Linked DNA regions of Homo sapiens: region 1 is linked to region 2. Evidence: read pairs that join two places in POLR2A ChIA-PET (ENCODE). Cell type or tissue: GM12878. All regions are shown on one strand.

What was found. ChIA-PET counts read pairs that join two places held together with the same protein. Peaks named below come from ENCODE experiments on the same cell type or tissue, not always from the same donor. Only the 100,000 strongest peaks of a DNase experiment are listed, where the experiment ranks them.
Region 1: POLR2A ChIA-PET joins it to region 2 with 6 read pairs; 2 of 35 experiments call an interaction of 5 or more read pairs at or near these places.

What each region holds. Positions count from the first base shown.
Region 1 is chr15:65,336,333-65,338,832 of GRCh38, reverse strand. All of the region lies in intron 2 of IGDCC3 (immunoglobulin superfamily DCC subclass member 3), which reads left to right. Among named protein-coding and RNA genes, the nearest start is that of RNU5B-1, 33 kb to the right of the region's middle. RefSeq lists an enhancer at 2,419-2,500. In GM12878, no CTCF peak of the experiment used is centred here; a DNase peak (open chromatin) is centred at 1,551.
Region 2 is chr15:65,541,447-65,543,946 of GRCh38, reverse strand. The region is part of intron 1 of HACD3 (3-hydroxyacyl-CoA dehydratase 3); the gene reads right to left. Among named protein-coding and RNA genes, the nearest start is that of HACD3, 12 kb to the right of the region's middle. In GM12878, no CTCF peak of the experiment used is centred here; no DNase peak of the experiment used is centred here.

The DNA.
Region 1 (2,500 bases), 210 kb after region 2:
GGCCCAGAGATTGTGGATCCTGTTCATGAAGACAGATGAGGAGGCAGGGCTGGAGGGGCCCTGAAGAGCGACTCATCCACTCCCTTCATTTGTGGCTGAGAGGATGCTGCCTGCCCAGGGTCTCACAGAAATCCTAGGACGCCTAAGGAATATGCAGGACTGACCAAAGAGTTGAGAGAGGGTATAAGGAAGGGAGGGAAGGAGGAGCCTCAGATGAAGAGGACCACACCCTCCCTCTTGCACCTGCCCTTCCTGGACCACACCTGTGCAGCCAGCTGGGCTCCCAGGGGTGGGGGTGAAGAGCCTTCCCTAGAGCTCATTACCTTTCCTCCACACCGTGAGAAGAAGCTAGTCCAGCATGCAGTCCACTCTGCAGTTACCTGGCCTTGGAGAGTGAGAAACTTGCTGGAAAACTAAGGGACATCCCAGCAGAGAGCCTGGCCTCAGTTTCCCTTTCCTAAAATAAAGAGATTAGCTTCAGATTCATGGTTTTCAATTACTCTTAAAGGCAAAGCTACCCTTCAAATTAAATGTTTAGCAGAACTGTAACCAAGTCAAGCTGATCGAGAGGTACAGCAAGGTGCTGCTCTGACGGAAGGGAAATGTGAGCAGGAGGTGGGCTTAAGTGCATCCAGGGGACCCTTAGGAGTCAGTCGCACTATGCACAGTGACGGATATCAGACTGGCTCCATACCTGTGACCCTTCCAGCTCTAGCACCATGTCCAACTGTGCTGTGGCTGCTTAGTGCTGAGGGGAGGAGGAGGGAGTCAGGCAGTGGAAGCCAGACTTTCTCCATCCCCAGCGCCCTGATAAGAGGCAGCCCTTTCCCTTGTATATTTCCTCAGGCCAGCTCCTAGCACTGGGTGCCTCCAGGGAGCCCAGGATGGGGCTAGAAGCACAAAAGGATTTGTTCCTTAATGAGGAGGCATCTGTAGTCAGCAGAGCCATTAGTCCCCACCCCAGGTCCCTGGGGGACTGGGAACTCCTATCCAGCTGGAGTGAAGAGGAGGCTGGCAGCTCCCCATCTTCGAAGGAGCAGGGCCTGGGGGATGTAGACAGCTGACCCGGGAGCCTGGGTGCCCTCTCCACTCCCTGGGCTCATGGCATCCAGTTGCCTTCCTGGAGGTGGAGGGCTAGAGGCAGTAGAGGGGCTCCAGCAGCACCTCGGCCCCCTCCCCCAAGTCCCTGGGCTTACTTACCTCCCTTGGCCAAACACAGCCTTTGGCCTGAGGCCGGGAAGGCCCACCTCCCAGTGCTCCCTGGGGATCCTCTCACCAAGCCTGATGGGAACACCAGCTGGGACACTTGCCCCCACCTCCCACCCCCAGGGCCCCAAGGTACTGTTTATAAGGGCTGTACCTACGTGGGGATGTGTGTGATTGATTACCTGCACAGAACCAGAGGTACACACCCGCCGCAGCAGTGGACGGATTCCCGTCCAGACACAGACACTCAGACCACATACACGGAGACACAGCCCCGCACACATGTACAAAGAGGCGCACACACCCATCAGACACACTCCCAGGAGGCCCTCAAAGACGAGGAGGCAGGGCGGTGATTTTTATGCATGTTTATATTTAATGAACCACATGCAAATGAGATGGAGAACACGCCACAAAGGAGCCAGCCCCCAGAGACTCTGGGTGGAAGGGCACAAAGGCTCGCCTTTTGGGCTGCCCTGGAGGCCAGATCAGGCTGGTGGATTGAGGGGGCCTGAGATGGGGGATGGGGGCCACGGGGAGGGTGGCCTGCCCACACCAGGGAGCCAGGAGCAGGAGCCAGGACGAGCTCCAGTGTCCCTGCTGCTGTGGGGGAGGGCTTCCTCTGGGAGGGGAGCGACTGTCCCAGTTGATGGAGTGCCTGAGACGAGGGGCTGCCTGCCTGGACAGATGGTGTACCGCCTTCCTGCACTTGAAGCAAAGTGGATTTTAATGAAATCGCAGCCCTGGTGCTGAAGCTGGGAACCCGAGTGGGAGGGGCTCCTTCCCCAGGCATTACAGGGTGGGGTTTGGGCATGGGTGGAAACGGGGGTGGGCAGAAACACTTAACCAGCCTGTAACTGGGAGGGGAGGGTGCACCACAGCCCCTCTGCACTGATGATCTCTGCAGACCAGAGTTCAAGCAGTTAGTTCAGATCCCCAAAAGGTGGGGAGGGGTCCCTGAATATTTATGACACATTGAAATGTAGATTGGTAGGTCTGACAGTCTTCTGAGAGGCTTGTCACCTTGGATGGATGCAACACCCTCTTGGGGTGCATCGAGAGACTGCAGATGAACTGGGGGTGGGAGGAGTAGGAGAAGGAGGGACCAAAAAAAAGCTCCCGGGCCCTGGTAACCAGGGCCTGATGACCAGTGTCCCTGCTGGGCAACAAAGGACTAATTGCTTCCCTTCTCTGAGCCTCAGCTTCCAATTCTATAAAATGTGAAGCACTGAGGATCTGAGCCCTTGCCTGCCTTAGGGAGAATTTACAAAAACGAATCTGAAAGCTGCTGAAA
Region 2 (2,500 bases):
CCTCGGCCTCCCAAAGTGCTGAGATTACAGGTGTGATCCACCACGCCCCGCCGACTCACAGATTTTCTTTTGTGATCCACTCAGCCAAATTCCATTACCATTATTACTCTTGTTGATGTTCAAATTGTCACAAACTTGGCCAGTAGAAATCCCTTCAAATCAAGTCCTGTATGATTCTGACATGACCGTGTAGCTTTTGAGGATACTGTTCTTTTTCTGGCACAGATTTGGAATAATTGGCCATTTTTTCAAGGAGGCATAGTTTCTTTGGTTGGAAATGGTAATGTAGAAGCCATGATCTAAGTACACTGAGGTATAGTCAATGTTCATCTTTCAGTGGGCTAGCTAGGAATTTAAAAAACGATGTCATAGTGAAGTTTCCAATTCAAGCTCTTACAAGGCTTCTCCCTACCTTGTTATTTAAGATTTATATCTTTTACAGTGAAAAGCTTCCTAATAACATTAGTACATTTATATATTTGTTTTATCCCAAAAAAGTTTCAGAATTAGAATATCAATATTTTTTACCAACAATAAACCTACTAATTACTTGCAGAAGTTTCCCTGTGGAAAATAAGAAAAAAGAAAATTTGTATTCAATTTAAAAAAAAAGAAAAGGGAGAAATAACCCTTGTAAGTGTAACATTTAATTGCAGTTCTTTTTGTCCTTAGAATATATTCCACTAAAAGGGGGGAAGGTTGATTTTTAAAAAGGACATGATCTACTAAAGTACCAGAGTACTGTGTTCAAATATTATGTGTATTGATTAATTTATCTGTAAGATTTTGTCATCAATTTGATACACAGTTAGGTCCTTTTGGTTCTGTTTATTTAATTTGCTTTTTTCTTTTCTTTCTTTTTTTTTTTTTTTTAGAGAGACAGAGTCCCACTGTCGCCAGGCTGGAGTGCAGTGGCACGATCTCGGTTTACTGCAACCTCTGCCTCCTGGGTTCAAGCGATTCTCCTGCCTCAGCCTCCTGAGTAGCTGGGATTACAGGCACATGCCATCGCACCCAGCTAATTTCTGTATTTTTAGTAGAGACAGGGTTTCCCCATGTTGGCCAGGATGGTCTCTATCTCTTGACCTCGTCATCTGCCCGCCTCAGCCTCCCAAAGTGCTGAGATTACAGGCATGAGCCACCAAGCCCGGCCTGTTTTTTTTAAGACAATTTTATCTTTGAATATGTAAAACATTCCCATTGTTCAAAATTCAAACTTTATAAAATGATTTCCTCAGAAGTCTTGCTCCCAAACCCATCCTCCTTTACCACATTCCTATTCCCCACATACCGGTAACCATTTCATTCATTTCTGGTTTATCTATTCTCTGTATATGCGTGTTTTGCAAAAATTTGCAAATATATTTAGATATTCTTATTTTCATCCAGGCACAGTGACTGATGCCTGTAATCCCAGCACTTTGGGAGACCAAGGTGGGTAGATCGCTTGAGCTCAGGAGTTCAAAACCAGCCTGGGCAACATGGTGAAACCCTGTCTCTACAAAAAATACAAAAATTAGCCTGGCGTGATGGCATGTGCCTGTAGTCCTAGCTACTTGGGAGACTGAGGTAGGAGGTTCACTTGGGCCTGAGAGGTGGAGACTGCAGTGAGCCAGGATCACACCACTGCACTCCAGCCTGGGTGACAGAGTGAGACCCTGTCTCAAACAAACATACAAAACAGATATTCTTTTCTTTTCTTTTTTTTTTTTTTTTTTTGAGATGGAGTCTCACTCTGTCGCCAGGCTGGAGTGCAGTGGCATGATCTCAGCTCACTGCAACCTCTGCCTCCCAGGTTCAAGCGATTCTCCTGCCTCAGCCTCCCAAGTAGCTGGGACTACAGGAACATGCCACCACGCCCAGCTAATTTTTGTATTTTTAGTAGAGACACCGTTTCACCATGTTGGCCAGGATGGTCTCGATCTATTGACCTCGTGGTCTGCCCACCTCGGCCTCCCAAAGTGCTGGGATTACAGGCGTGAGCCACCGCACCCGGCCAAAACAGATATTCTTATTTTCCCTTCTTTCTATACAAAAATTAGCATACAATATACATTCTTATACATCTTGCTTTTTTTTTCACCTAAATAAATCCTTATCAGCTCATAAAGACCTTACTCTTTCTTGTTATAGCTGTATAATACTCAATTGGGTGTATGTAAAAGTTTGTATCATCTTCTAATTCCCCCTTTTGGGGACACAGACAATTTCAAAGAATACCAACCAACTTGAGGTTACTATGAGACCATGGTAAAATTAAACAAAACAAGACCATTGCATAAATTTGTCTAATGACAGGTCACTATGCCAACCACAAAATACCAAATCATAGAACTGTCCCTGCTTTCTGTCAACATCCAATCTATAGCGGACCCCACTTCCTTAGACACCCCCGCCATCACATAATCAAAGCCCAAATCCTATATAACAAGGTCTTTTTTAACACCATCTTACTGAGATACCACATGTTTCCCTACGATGTGTGTTTTCCCTCACTGGA